Regions from separate parts of the Homo sapiens genome. Here region 2 is linked to region 1. Evidence: chromatin loops called from intact Hi-C (ENCODE). Cell type or tissue: endothelial cell of umbilical vein. All regions are shown on one strand.

The links. Hi-C counts contacts between places; a loop is a spot of excess contacts. Peaks named below come from ENCODE experiments on the same cell type or tissue, not always from the same donor. Only the 100,000 strongest peaks of a DNase experiment are listed, where the experiment ranks them.
Region 2: a loop joins it to region 1, with 3 times the contacts of the local background. A loop is called at or near these places in 3 of 110 quality-filtered maps.

What each region holds. Positions count from the first base shown.
Region 1 is chr4:165,868,800-165,876,799 of GRCh38, reverse strand. TLL1 (tolloid like 1) reads right to left here and starts at 3,563. Exons shown (of 21, transcript NM_012464.5): 1 at 2,727-3,563. The coding sequence starts at 2,895. In endothelial cell of umbilical vein, no CTCF peak of the experiment used is centred here; DNase peaks (open chromatin) are centred at 3,599, 3,659, 4,019 and 4,139; H3K4me3 peaks cover 2,799 bases; H3K27ac peaks cover 349 bases; H3K27me3 peaks cover 168 bases.
Region 2 is chr4:165,488,555-165,496,554 of GRCh38, reverse strand. CPE (carboxypeptidase E) reads right to left here. Exons shown (of 9, transcript NM_001873.4): 7 at 3,285-3,384; 8 at 878-996. Among named protein-coding and RNA genes, the nearest start is that of MIR578, 110 kb to the right of the region's middle. RefSeq lists a silencer at 2,984-3,153. In endothelial cell of umbilical vein, a CTCF peak has its summit at 3,081 (motif pointing left); DNase peaks (open chromatin) are centred at 3,044 and 6,624.

The DNA.
Region 1 (8,000 bases):
ATCTCAATGAAAGCCTCCAAAAGGCCAACTAAGAATGCAGTGTAATTGTCAAATACAGCCAGACTTGCAGCCAGGAAACTTGGAATTGAGTTCTGAATAATCTTAATGAAGACATGTAACCTCACTGGGCCTCTGCTTTCCTATCTGTAAAATGGGAAGAGTAACAAACTCTACCATATTGAGCTGTTGTGAACACCAACACTCAAAAGTGCTTTAAAACCACGAAGCCATGATTGTCATTGTGATATCAAGCCTCTGTGTACTTTGAGGAATATGAAGACCCTATTAGAGGAGCTCAGAAAGGGCCTTTTATTTCATGGGCCATGCCCTCCAATCTGTTATTTGGAAAGGGCAGATCAAAGATGCCCCAAGTGTCTGGAAAGTACCTTCTCTTTTGCTTTTGCATGGCTTTCTTTCACAGACCCGTCCCCATCTTCCTTATTTCAGTGATTTTTTTTTTTGACTCTTGCTTGGGATTTCAATGTAGTATTTCATTTTTTTTCTGTTATTGGAACTTTGATTTGACTTTCCCAGTGGTAAAAAGGAGGCACTAAAATTTTGCCTGTATTGAGCCAAGATGGTAAATTGAAGCCTAAATTCAAAAGCAGGGTAGATAATTTTAAAAGGGATTCACATTCTGTGCATACTTCTTAGCCCTCCACTTAGGCCATTCTTATTTCCCTCTCATTACACACACACATGCATGCGTGTGAACACACACACAGGTGTGCACTGGTATGCCTCTTCTCAAAAACAGAGAAGAAATAAGATTAGGGTAATAATCCATTCAACGTTGGTTTTATTGTTGCTTTATTTTCAACAGCTATATTCAAAAATAAACCAGCATCAAAGGGGAAACAAAAAGTAAATGCTATTAAAGTTTTTTTTTTTCCTTGCCTAGATGTTTATTTGCTGAGGAAACTAAACACTAATGTCTGAGGTGTGTTTCAATACACATGGTGCAAATACTTATCTGCTTGAATCTTTCACAGAACAGGGTATCAAAGTAGATGTTTTCCTAGACAATCTTTTGAAATAATGTACTTCATCTCTACCTTACCACAAACAAGAAAACGCACAATTTTCAGCAAGTTACAACATTATTCAAAAGAAATTTCTTAGCAAAAAGTACATTTAAGGAGTTGCAGAGAACAGATTCTGAATGCCCAGCCACTAGTCACCCACCACAGCAATCAGCATCTCCTTGTCCAAACCATCCGGGGTGGCCCAAGAAACTTTCAGTGGGAAAATAGATACAGTTATTAAAAGTGACAGCAGGGAATTCATCAGCAAAACTGAATTAAATCAGAATTCTGAGTTCCAGCCTAACAGGCTCCTGCTAAGCTACTCTGGCTTTTAAATAAGTACCTGCATTTAAGGATGCACCGAGAAAGATGTGATAATGTGAACACAACACACATACCCTTTTTGTCAGAACAATGGGTCATCAAAGGTAAAAATTAACTAGGGAATTTCCAGCATTTTTCTTCATTGTGTACACCTCTCCTTCCTCCAGGCCCAAGAGAGGGTGAATAATGCTTATCTAGTTATGGAAGGGAAGAAAAGCTAGTCACAGAGCAACCCCGCACGGAATCTGCAGAACCCTAGATATATTTGACTTTGTCCACTCCCTTCCTCTGCGCTTCGCTAAAGCCCACACCTCTTGGGATGGAACCTAACGTGCCTTCCGCTTACAAACCGCTCTGCTAGGTTAGCCCCAACCACCATGCAACCTTTACGAAGTTACTTGTGCGTCCACACTGAGCGCGGATCACCTCAGCCACAGCCCAATAGAGCAAGGAACCAGGAGCTCCCGAAGCCCGGACACGAGCCGCGGCCAGTGCTGGGCGCCCTCAGGCGCTGCGCTCACGTGGTAGCGGCCCCGGGCACGTGCGCCTCCGACCTTAGGCGGCGAGAGGGAAGCGCCGCCCCGCGCGCGCGAGAGGCTGGCAGCGGCGCCAGAGGCGTAGAAGGGAGGGGAAGGACCTGGGACATTCAGGGACCCTGCGAGGCAAGAAGCTGAGCTTCAGGCAGTGCCGGTCCGACTGCATTTCCCTGGGGTGTTAGCTGGAAGGAAGACACAAATTTGAATGGGGTAGCAACTTAAAAACATTTTTCTTTTCAGTTTATTTTAAATGGGCAAATGCATCAGAATCCCATCTAGAAGTGAGTTCTTCCGAGATTGTCACAATCCCTTTCTAGCCTGGAACCCACACTTGAAATTCCTGGTAAAAGAGGGAGCCAAGGTGTCTCCAGGTAGCAATGCCATCCTCCTGTATCTTTTGGGGAACCCTGCCAACTCGCTCTCGAACAAGCGCTGGGAAACCGCGCCCTGGGGGAGAGGGGAAAGAAGACGGTGTCCCTTCCATATGCATAAAGCCCGCTGAGTGTTGGAATTTAAAACCTACAGCAGCAAGCTATATTTACGACTTGTTTCGTTTTGCTGGGGGAGGGGAGAGGGATCAGAAACTCTAGGACCTTATTCCCAAACTGGGAGATGGGAGCTTGGCAGTGGATCCCACTGGCACAGAACTCTAGTCAACTGGGGCCGCAGCGGCTGCCACTTGCGGGTGGGGAAGGGAAGGAAAAGGAGGGGGAGAGAAGGAGGGGCGGCGGAGGGGCTGACGCGGGAGGGAAGGAAACAGGTGAGCTCCCACCGCCACCCATGGGAAACCCAGCGCAGCGGCCCCCGGCGCGCCACCGTCCCAACCTGGAGAGCCACTTACCGGCTTTACACGGGTCCTTGTAATCTATAGTCTCTGTTTTATCCTCTTCGTTCCCATCAAAAGTGTAATCATAATCGAGGCCAGCGCAGACCCATAGCTCCCCGTAGAAAACAATCCCCGAGGCCACCAGCCACACGAGCATCCTCGGGGAAAGCGTTCCCAACCCCATCCTCCTCCCCCGGAGGAAAAGGAGGGGACGGGACCCAGAGGTTAGGCAGCCGCGGTCCGCGCTGATGTGCGGGGCTAGGGGCACCGGTGCTCTTCTCCCCACCCGGAGGCTCCTCGGCGGGACCGGGGTGCTCAGGTGTCCGGAAACATGTGGATGCCGCCGGGACAGTAGAGAGGGCAAGCACTGCCTGTTACCCCCAGTCGCAGGGAGAAGTTGGCTAGGGGCCCACGGGTGGGCGGAGGGCAGGTAAGGAACTCTGCACTCGGAGGCGGGGAGGGCGCAGGCAAACTCGGCTCTGGCGGCGCTGGCGCTCGCAGCCTGCCAGGTCGTCCTTCTGGCTGCCGAACTTCCCGCGGCCGCGGCTCGGCGAGCGGCGCCCCGCGGGCTCAGCTGCCACCAGAGCTCGGACTCCCGCGCCGCGTCCCCGCTGCTGCCAGGACTCCGCGGCCGAGCGCGAGCCGCCGCCGCCTGAGCCCAAAGCCGCCGCCGCAGCTCCGAGAAGATGAATCCGGTCTGCACATCAGCACATCTGAATTGAAAGGGGAGACCGAGGAAGGGGGTGGGGGCCAGGCATTTCTACGCCGCGAGACCTTAAAAGCCTGCAGAAGCCAGCAAAGCAACTGACTGCAAGAGAGCAAAAGTGTGAGGATTTGGGGATGCACTGTTTGCCTTCCCCCCGCCAGCCTGTCTTTTTACCCTCTTCCTAACTTGAAAAAAAAAAATATTCGCACCATCTAACCCAATCACTTGCATCCTGCTTACTTATTCATACAATCAGGGTCAGGATCCGGACCACAGCCTCCTCTCTTGACTTCTTTTGATAGCCTTAGACAAACAAACAGACAGGAGCGCGCTGACAATTCCATTTATATTTTACCAAAGATAAAAATGAATATATTATGTATCTGTGTACGCAAACAGCAATTAATAGATGATGTACGTGTCAGTTGAGAGTGCCAGACCGGGGGTGGAGCGAAGGATCGTGATAACTTAGCTGCAAATCCATATTTCCCCTCCCCCCAAATAAACAGCGAGTGTGTATTTCTTTCCTTTGCTGCTGTTTAACCTTAGAGCAGCGCAGGAATGGAGGAAAAGTGTGCGAGTCTTCACGATTTTGGTAAGAAAATAAACAGACTACTGTTGGTCTCCTAACCAACAAAGTTTTGCTAAGAACTAAGATCCTCAGAACTGCAATTAAAAAAAAAATCCAAAATCGAGTTACAGATTGCAGCAGCAGGAAACGCTGAGACCTTGCCGATGGGCTGGCGCTATGGCTCACGTGGGCGCAGGAAGGGAAGCTGGATGGAATACTCGGGAAGCAAATTTTCTGTGACAGTTCTGGCGCCCATGAGCAGAGTTGCTCAGTATCCTTCGGCTTCAGTAATGTTTTACTTCTTCAGAGGAGAGGGTGTAAAACCTGGCAGGAGGGTCAGCGAGGTAAACCACATGTCAGCCGAGCAGACTCAAGACAAACACAGGTTGTGGGAAATTGGGGAGGAAAAAAATCAGAGGAAATCTCTGTAAAACCCCTGTTGTGAGCAATTCCGAGGTTTCCCCACATCTGCAAGTAGTTTCCAAAATAGGTGAGATGACTTCTCCCCCAACAAGCTTCCAAGGGACTGGTGATTGGGAGCTTTCCTTTTCCAACTAAATCTTTAAAACTGTCACTTTAGCAAGGACTTGTAAAAAAAAAAAAAGCCTTACATATTATTTGACTAGTGTTCCCCCTATCCAAGTTATCATCTAGAGGAATGTATGAAGGTAAACACACACACACACACACACACACACACACACACACACACACAACTTTGACAGATAAAGTCATCTTTGGTTTGGAGATTTTACTAGGTTTTATTCATGTTTGTTAGAGAAAAGTAAGAAGCCAATCTTGAAAAAGTACCAAGTATTTTCAACTTAAACTAAAAGTATAGGAAGGCTAGGTGGAACTGAACTGACCAAGTGTTCTTTGCAAAACTGGGTCTTTCTCAGAGGCCACTGCAATGATGGAGCTTCCCTTCCATAGATCTTAAGCTTTTAATGCCCAGGATACAGAGCAGAAGTAGATTTTTAAAAAGAACATGTTCAATAAGCAGGTAGAGGCGTTTGATTTTGAAATCTCTTGCTGAGTCATTCTCAAATTCTCTTACCCATCCAAAAAAAAAAAAGTTTGCATAATTAATAATAGTGTTGCCCTAGTGCAGAGCTCAACAAGAATATGTCCTGCTTAGCCCATCTGAAAGCCTAGAGAATGCATATGTCATCTAGAGGATTCCTGCTCTTGAGCTGCTGACAGTGTTCCCATTCCCTATCCCAAACCTTAAAAATGTCCCTTGTTAATCTAAATGCCTGCAAACATCTCCTTAGACTATTTTATCATGTGTAAATTTGCAAGAAGTTTTACCTGTGGTTTGCCTAAACATCACTTACTTTGCAGGAATAAATATGTTTTATTCATTTGTTCTGGGAAAAAAAGTACTGTATAGGGATAATAGCTTCATTATGTATAATGACACCTATTACTTTTAACATGTGTTTCATTATTTGGTTTTATAATTTTATGAATTTGTAGTCCAGAGAGTTAGAATGATTTTCATAGTAGAACTTCAAGTCAAAATACAGGAATGTTTCTTTACAGCTAATATACTTGCAGAGAATACCTACATCACAATACCCAGGCTTAATCCCTGATTTATTTTTAAATATTAAATCTAACTCTAGGTTGTAATAAGAAACTTCATTTTTTTAAACTAATTTTGTCTCTATAGTTGTTATGATTACAAACTAAAAATAGATTTTTCCTTGTCCATGAAAGAAACATAAATTTGCAAGAATATGTATGTGAGCAAGGAGTTGATTGCTGTGTCATAGTATAGCTGCAGACACGCAGTACGTGAATTCAATCTCCTCAGAAAGACAAAAAGGAGAAATTGATTCCCTTAGTAAGACATGTGCTGATGTTGCCCTGGCTTCTAGCTGACAAGCTCTCTTGATCACCATTGCCACCTACAACAGGACCCCATCACTCTCAGCAATAATAGGGAATGAAGCCAACCAAGAGTGCTGCAAAAGGCAAGCTCTATGCCAATTAGTATATCACGTTGGAAATACCAATTAAAATAAATTTCCCTTGTAGAAAATATCAATTAGACATGTACTCTTTCTAATCTAGATTTGTGCAAAGCTAGATGTGATCTTTTTGTGTTATAAGACCAAGTAATACATGAATGAATATATTTCCCTTTTGTCCCTTGTGAAAAAAAATACCCAGGGGATAAAAGGAGCTTTCCTTCTGCAATGGATTCCGGATTATAATCTGAATAGGGGCCCCTAAACAGAATCTCTGGTTATTCTTTAATAGTTTACTGTACTAGTCTTTCTCTCTACCATGCCCTCACTGGCCCTCACTGTGGGGAACAGAGATGTCCTTTGTTTTTATGGCTTTTAGCTACTCCAGACCATTTAACTCTTATTTTCACCCCATTCTGATGTGACCCTCTACTGGATAGATACAGCTTTATTTCATGAGCTTTCTTTCAGTTCTACATGGCATCTCCTAATAGTAGAGTTCAGTGTCCCAAAGTGTGGTACTTAAATTGCTGAGAGTACATGAAGTGATTTTAGGTAATGTAGTAATAAACTACATATAGATGTGTATATGTATCAGAAAAAAATAGTTATTAAATTTGCCATTGCATATATAGTTCTTACAATCATGCTTAAGCTAAAAACCAAGGCACTTGCTTTGTGAAATTAAGCCAGTGATGAAGGTAGCAGGTGAAGGTTGACTAATGTTTGATAAACACTGATCTAGTTCAGCTCCCGTCCTCTGCTACACCACACTGCCTGTGGGTTCCTGCCATTTGCCTCCTCCATCACACCTGTCCCACAGTTGCTTCCTTCTCGTACCTGCTTATCAGTCATTTTCACTTCCAGTCCTTCAATACAAAAGGTCTGAGTCTGGACGGGGAAGCTGCATGTATTCATTGTTGGCACTTTGGATTTGTTTGCTGTTTTAGGCATCACTTGCTGTATCACTCTTCAGAATATCCACTGACTTGTGTATTAAAAAAACATATATAATTGCTTAATGACATCCAGAAATGATTGCATTCTTCCTTTGGGCAACAGCTTGGCCAAAGTGAAATGGGGGCAGTGGAATGGAATAAGAAGGAGGTCTTCTTATTTCCAACCTAATGGGACTCAAAGGCTTGAGTCCACTAGTAGGTTTCCAATTATGTAACCTCTGCTCCTTTACTGAATCCTCACTGTTGTACCCTGAACACCTAGTTAAGGAGGCACAAGAGTATAGAGCTTGGAAACAGTCCCTCAGTGCAATTTCCAGCTCTCTACTTCCTAGCTTGGTAACTTTGTACCTGCTTTTGTAACCTCAAGTGTCCTCAGTTTTCTCATTCATAAAACGCAGATAATTTTAGGGATAGTGATATTTCATAGAGTTGTTACAAAGAATAAGTTAATTAATATATGTGATATTTTTTATAGTTCCTCATATATAGAAACTATGTGTATACTAGTTCCTAGTACATAAGAACTTTTGGTAACTGTTATTATTATCATTTTAAGTGAGTTCTAAAAAGTCAAATTATTTCCAGTCCCTCTAACTACATTATTTGAAAAGAAGCTTCTCTTTCTTCACTTGACCTAAAGCAGAATAACTTACTCAAAGTGATGCTGGAGAGAAGCAATGAACAAATCGGTTAAGAGCACAGAATTCAGCCACAGAAAACACAGACTTAATACTCACTTTCCCATTTAGTAGCTATCTTGCCTTGAGCAAGTTACTTCCCTAGCTACACTCTCCTGGTTTTTGAAACAGAAATGAAATACCTAATAGGGTTAAACTGAGAACTAGATAAAATTATGCATGCAATGTACTCCCTAGCAGATGTAAGCTAGCAACATTAAAAAAGTTGGTTATTATTATTAATTGGTATTTTTCTAGTGATCGGCAAAATCTATACATAGTTTTTCCACTGGCAGGCAAGAAATTCAGCATGCACACACACACACACACACACACACACACACACACAAATCTGGCTACAGATTAAATAAAACTAGGATAATTTTCTTTGAAAAATTCC
Region 2 (8,000 bases), 380 kb after region 1:
GTGATTACACTGACTATATCCTTGCACTAACACATGCCAGAAAGACAAAGGATCAAAATAGTTGAACCTTTACAACTTGTTCCCAGGGCCATTTTTTCCAGGTTTCAGTTACCCAAATATACCTCTTGATTTTAATACATATACAGCCCAATGTAGACATACATGCACACAATCAAAACCATATACCAGTTAAAAACTCAAGATATTTTGTTTGCATAAATCAAGCATTTATACTCCAAGTTTTGGGTACATAAACAAAAATAATAATAAATTCTTTTCAAGTAAGCTTTTTAGACTTTCAAGAAATCCTACAGGTATTCCCACGGTCCCAGGCATATAATACAAAGGTAGTAGTAAAATTCTGCTCTAAGAGAAGTTTTGGTCTTATCACCATCACCTTCCTAACAAACAAATGAGATCTACTTAAATAAGATATGGTTTTTGATACTACTTAGCACAGAGAGCCTTGCACATAAAATATGCTAAATAAGTGTTTGGTTACCACCTAAAATTTTCTTATATGCATCATTTTTTTTTCAAATACTTATTGAGAAAGGCACTGCGCTAGGTGCTAAAGATAAAAAGGCAAATGAAACATAATCCCATTGAGATGGAAATCAAGGTTAGCAAATAAAAATTTAATTTTTTAAAGTTTTATTTCATTTTCTTGTAAATCTCTTCAAAAACTGAGAAATGGTAATAGAGCTTCATATTAACTTTGCTAAGCCTCAGTTTTCTCATCTGTTAAGTTGAGATAACAATGTTGCCTACCTCATAGGGCTAGTACGAAGATTAAATATAAATCACTTCAGTATGCCTGACAATGATAAATGCTTAATTATTATTATAGCGTTTGGCTATTATTATGATTACTTACCCCAGCAGCAGGGCTGTAAGGAACTGCCACTTTCTTTGTTATTGCCAGATAGCCTGGAGCTGAGGCTGTAAGTTTATAGTTTCCAGGTATAAGCAATCTCCAGTAATCACCATCCTTTGCTGTAGGAAGGCAGAATATCAAATCACAAAGCACATGAAATATGCAGAATTACACAATGCATAATTATGCCATCTAAGGAATACCCAGTCTAGCTCAGTTCACCTTTTTTGATTCTCGATTTTTAAAGTAAATATATAGGGAATTTAATGAAATTTTATTGAATAGGGTGTGAAACTCTCTTTACAGGCTTCATTTCTTATAGCTACTTTATAGATATCAATGTTAAATTGTCTAATAAACCTCGTACGATCATAGATCTTCTAATCACATCAGGAGCAACACAGGTAAAAAGACAGATGAATTCCCCAAGCAGCAGGGTCAGAACATACAGCCATCATGTTTTGATTCTTGCCAGGTGAAGACCTGCTGGTCAGAGAATCTTCACAGAGTGTGGGCCAAAGGTAGCCCTTGTAGGATCTCTGAGGTCCTAGTTAGAAATTTAGATTTCTAAAGACTTAGAATACACTGGGCACCCTAGTCCATTCAATCTCCCATTTACCTAAGTCAGTGATTTTCAAACTTGGGTGCAAACCTGGGAACTTGGTAAAATGAAAAATCTGATTCCAGCTCCCAGGTTCTGCATTCCTGACCAGCCCCAGGGCAATGCTAAGGTTGCGAGCAGAGGCCACACTTTGAAGAGCAAGGTTTTCGTAGACACTTCACACCTTCTCCTTTTTCCTAACACCCCTACACATCCTGTTCAACCTCCCAGTTGTTACTTTACATCTTATTTCATTGCAAAAATAGGTACAGTCAAAAAAATTAAGCCCCCATCACCGTATCATCAAATCTACCTCTAAATCTACATCTCCTTGCAGCTAGTGCCTCAATTGTCTTTTTGCTTTATAGCAAAATTTCTGGAAAGGTTTGTTCATGTTCTCAATCTCAGAATGGTTCTTTTCTTATTCTGTCTTGGACCCAGTCCAATCAGGATCCCACCATTCACTCCATTGAACAGATTTTTTCAAGATCCTCTGAACTGCTAAATCCAAGGATTCATTCACAAGGTTCATCTTAATTAACGCTTTTTCACTCCCTTCTTCTTGAAGCACTTCAAAGCCTCCAGGACAACACACTTCATTTTCTACCTTCAGTACAACACACTTCATTTTCTACCGTCAGTTCTATTGCTGGTTCCTTCTTATTATCACCTTGTCCCTGAAAAGCTGGAGTATTCTAGAGCCCCTCCTCTGATTTAATTTCTTCCCACGTGTTTATTCCCTAGGTTAGATTTTCCTAAACATTTCACATCATGGAATGTAGAGAAAATAAAATATTTGTATGACATATTAGGGCTAACAGGTTTCTTGTGGCAGGGATACTAACGCTGGGTTTCACCCTCTCAGCTAAGGGCTAAGGGGCTACATGGGCTGACATCTTGGCACAGATTCTGGCATACTGGCTGGCACCTAGTGGGCTGTTGATACATGAAGAATGAATGGAGTTTTAGAGGACAAATGTTAAAGATTTTTTTTTAATCCAAGCTATAAATGTGAAGGTTAAGAAAGAGTTGATGGTACAGAGTGGTTTGGGACATAAGTTAAAGGTTAATTGTCACAAAGTCTAAAAAAAATTGTAAAGAGTTTACAGCTAAAAAGAAAAAGTTGTCATTATTGAAAAGATCCCAACAAATGACAAACTAAAATGACCTGGATCAATGTTTATTAATGCGAGTAGGTAGACTTGCCAGAAAAATGCATCATTTTCCTCAAACTGGGGAAATGGAAATGGAGCTCAAAACCTGGAAGTCACTAACATCGCACCTCAATCCTATAAACTCTTGTTTAACCTTGAATCCCTGCGGATTTATTATACGGATTAAATGAAAAACTGTGTGAGAATTTTTAGACACACAACCCGCAGCAGTTTTCTTCCTTCCTCCTCTTTCCGCTCCCTCCTTCGGTCTCCCCATTCGCAGCTCGTTAGCACTTCTTAACAGAGACTAGAAAGTCACTGGTATTTTAACTCCAGCAGCTCCTTTTCCTTTGCCTGAAGAACCGCGAAGAATCGGCAGCCTGTGGCACCACCTCCCAGCTCTGGGGCGAGATAGCTGAGGAAAGGGCGCCATCTGCTGCACCCGGATTTCTAACGCAGCAGCCGCCCTGGGCTCCACTCACTCCGCCTGACCTGAGCCCACAAAGGAAACTTCACCAGATCAAAGCTGAGAAACGCTGTAGAGATACGAGCTATTTGTTTTGCTTAGAAGAACATAAGACTTATAATTATGATAATTAGTAATTATGCTCTTGTACATAACGTAGAGCCTCCAATTGTGGCAAAGACCCACCGGATGTAACATCGTGGTCTATTCCTTCCACGGAGATGGTGGCATTCGCAATTGGGTTACCTTGAAGGTCTCGGACAAATCCTTTAACTCCTCGGTGTATCTGTGAAGGTCAAAAATAACCAAAAAATTAATATGACCTATAAATTTATAGAAATGGCCTTAAATATGTTTCATATCAAGCATCTCTTTATTTTCCAGCAAATACCGTAGACCCCCATTGTTTAAGAATCAAGACATGCACAAAAGGCCACTGAATTTTTTGTGCATTTTATTCTGCTTTTCCCTAAATAGATAAGTGAAAATTAATGTCTTGTTTGCTTCCCAAAAAAAAGATTTTAGTACCTTCCAAATCATTTTAAAAAGTGTCATATTAAGGGAGGAGACCACTCCTCATATTGTCTTATGCCCAATTTCTGCCTCCAAAGAAGGAAAAACTAAAAGGCAGAAATGAAATCCACAAGCAGGCAGCCCGGGGCCACACCCTGGGCCTGGTAGTTAAAGATGGACTCCTGACCTAATCGGTTATGTTATCTATAGATTACAGACAGTGTATGGAAAAGCACTGTGAAAATCCCTGTCCTGTTCTGTTCCGTTCTAATTACTGGTGCATGCAGCCCCCAGTCACGTACCCCCTGCTTGCTCAATTGATCACGACCCTCTCATGCGGTCCCCCTTAGAGTTGTAAGCCCTTAAGAAGGACAGGAATTGCTCACTCAGGGAGCTGGGTTTTTGCAACATGAGTCTTGACGATGCTCCCGGCTGAATAATAAAGCCCTTCCTTCTTTAACTCGGTGTCTGAGGGGTTTTGTCTGCAGCTCGTCCTGCTCCAATATGTGTAAAGTTCTAGTCTTAGTGCATTTCATAACTTACTCTCTTTCAATTTTGGTCACCTGTGTATTCATTATATGGCTACTGTCAATTAACAAGGATATCATAATAAAAGCCTGTTAATATTAGCTCATTCTGGATAAAAAGATATATACTGTGACTGCTTTTGCATTAAATCTATTAACATTATTTTGGCTGAAAATAGAGTAGTGAGCCTCATAACAGAAAATAGAATGTTGATTTAGAAAGAAGATGGGAGAGCTGCCATTGAAAATAATCCCCCTAAATTAAGTTGTAGTCATCAACTGGCTATTATTTAATACACTGCAAACTACAAAAACTGCTTTTCTCTTTATTTTGGAAAGACAATTCATCTAAGTCAATATGTGTTTGAAGTGACAGAGTCGCTTCAGGTCTTTAAGAAAGTACTGCATCTAGAATATCAAATCGTAATGCATTAAACTTGATTACTCAACAAAATATGCACCAACCTCCCAAATGCTCAGGTTGTGCCTCACTCAATCGGGCTATAGAAAATAAATTGTCTTTCGCTACTTATGATACTTGACTATTTCCCTACAGAAGACAGATAAGTCTCCTGTAATCCTTTGTCATCAAAGAATAAATTCGGCAGTGGTACACTGTTTTATCAAAAAGATGTGCCTTGTTACCAGCAATATTTTTTGTGTGTGCCATTTTTCTTAAAAAAAAAGAAAACTCTCACACCCTATAAAAATAACATGTAATTTTTTAATGTTGCAAATAGGAAACAGTAATAATGATCATTTTATTGGCAACCAGTATAGTAGAGTAAATATATTTTTAAAAATTTAAGATTTATTCAATTCTAACTTTTCTCCATAACTAATAAGCCAACCAAAATTGAAAAGAGTTTGAAATTCAGCCATTGGAAAACATGAAACATGAAAACTTAACTTTCTGAATTAAAAGATGAAAAATCAGAAAAAGTGTAGAGAAGAAGAAAAGGGCTATATATAGAGACCCAAACTCTAAATTTCTTAAAATGAGGCCCCATTCAATAAAACTTAGAAAGATGCTAGCTGATAAAAGAGGCTTTACCCAAGTACTTTATTCCTCTTGAGGCACTATAATCCTGAAATTATCAATAGCATAAGCCTTAAAGAAAGGTTCTAATTCCCACATCATTGTAAAGTAAGTAAATCAATCACTACAAGAACATATTATTTGCCTGTATTAGGCAGAAATATATTAGGTTAATATTCATGGCTTTACTTTTTTCTGCTTCTGCAATCCAAGACTTATATTGCAATATGTGCAATATGCAGTTTAACAAATAGTTAAAGAAGTAAATGTCTGTCTGTGATATGTCAACTTTTCTGTTTGAAAAATTCCAGTGTAGTAATAAATCTCAGTAGAAGTGTATGGGCTGTGTCAACTCCCCCATGAATTCAGACTGGAAAATTCAGATTGTATGGCTTTTGCAAAAGAAATCACGAAAGTCCAAATTTCACTCATGCCTGGAGAAGCTGTTTTACTACACTTGCGGTGCCTGCAATGATTGCTCCCCAGATTCCAGGACATCTCAGTTTCAGCGAAGGCTGAAAAAGCCTCCAGAAGATTCTCCATTTTTGCTAGGACTGTTTATAGCCCCTAAACCCTCATGTACTTAGTGTCACGCAGATAGCTTGCTGCAAATGAAGATACTTCGGTCCTGCCCTGCAGAGAGTGTGATTCAATGGTAGGAGAGGAAACTCATTTTTAATAAGAACTCTAGGTGATTCTAATGCAGGTGCCCATGAACCATTCTTTTTTTTTTTTTTTTTTTTTTTTTGAGACGGAGTCTCGCTCTGTCGCCCAGGCTGGAGTGTAGTGTGATCTCGGCTCACTGCAAGCTCCGCCTCCCGGGTTCATGCCATTCTCCTGCCTCAGCCTCCGGAGTAGCTGGGACTACAGGCACATGCCACCACGCCCGGCTAATTTTTTGTATTTTTAGTAGAGACAGGGTTTCACCGTGTTAGCCAGGATGGTCTTGATCTCCTGACCTCATGATCTGCCTGCCTCGGCCTCCCAAAGTGCTGGGATTACAGGCGTGAGCCACCACGCCTGGCCCATGAACCATTCTTTAAGAAATTTTTTGAGAATTTTGAGAACTAGACTCTTTCAAAGCTACTGAGTGGAAGGGAGGCTCTTCTCCTTAGCAGACTCTCTACTCTAATTAGCTTTACAATTCTAGTCCCTGCAAACATCTCTTTAAAACTCTGCAAGGGATTTCCTCTCAAACAATTACAGAAATAGATCTCCTAATCACCTATTTTCCATGAGTTGTAAACTAGTCCAAGCTTAGATTTTAGGCCCAGGTGTTCAATTACTAATCACCACCATTGTCAAGACAACAATTACAACACAGAACTTCTGGCAGCCCTCACTGATTTTTCATCAGCCTTTGTTTTCCTAAACTGGAGTGTTCTATGATGCAAGCTAGATGAGCTGGTTATAAATACCACTCACTGCTTAGACACAGTTTGCATCCTAATGACAATGCCATATCAAGGTAGATCACATGGATCTGTGGACAGAGCAAATTCTTATTTTGCGTGGCATAAAATAGGATTGTATAACTTTAACCTTCTTCTTTTTAGCTTATTTATATATAAATTGATATTACTGTCAGATGAATTGGATGCATGCCCACCTGCTACCATAAGTATGACAAATCTCCTTTTTCCTGATGGTAAGAAGACGTGTTTTATTTGTTTTGTATTATTTTTTTTCTCAAGAACTAAGAGATGATTTAAACAGCAGCTAAGCATGTTTTTAAATTGTTGATCACAGTGATGATCTTATTGGCATCAACTTTAGTAAATCTTATAGCCCGGCTCCAAGAAGCCTTTTCCAAACTCCCGTGACTCGGTTAGGTCCCCTTCTGTGTACTGTTATTGCTCCTTGTAGCTAAGCTTTTATTGTTTTTCAGCCAGCTCTCCTCCTCTCTTGTGATTAGGTATTCTTGTTTCTGACAGCACTCGTGTGAAGCCTTCCTGAGGACGGTCACTATCCCCAGTGCCTCACAGAATGCCTGGGATGTGAAACTAGTCAATACATTTTAGTTGAAAAACTATATACATAAAATTAAAAGCACTGTATTAAGGAGTATTAAGACAAATATTATTAAACATTTAAAGATTATTAAATATTTATTAAAATAAAAAGCACTGTATTTGATATGTAAGTGGAGAACACCCCAATCAGTCCCATCTTACTTCCTCTATCCAAAAACATACTTTTCAGTTAACTTTGCTCTCAGAAGATCCATCCAAATACGGCTCTCCTCAAAGGAGACATTCTGTAGGGGTTCCCACCAAAGTTGTTCTAGAGTCATCGTGGACTGCTTATCCTTAGTTTTTGTTGTTGGAAAATACCTTTTTAAGCTAACATGCAGCAGGAATCCATTGATTTAAAAAGAATCCAGTGGAATGAGTGCTCTTTAATCACCATCTGACATCAGTGGATCTATTCCACGACAGTCCCTGGTAAGGTATTACAGTATATGGATATTTGACATGTGTAAAAGAATTCCTATGCTGATTTTGCTTCTTCTTCTTCTTTTTTTTTTTAGAGCAGCCTTTATTCAAAGGAGGCCATAGCAAGCTATAGGGACCACTGCAACAGAGCCTTGCAATGGTGGAGAAAGAAACTGGATTCAACTCCTGGTTTTACTTTAAAAAAAGTGTTGATTTTATATGTATATGTTTATATGTACATATACACATATAAATACTTAAATGTTTATTTAACAGCTTTTTTATGTCAAATTAGTTTAACAGATTGGTCTGGACTATTTGTTGGCACATGAAACTAACATCACTCTACTTGACTTTAGGTGTAAATGGCCACATTCAGGATAAAATT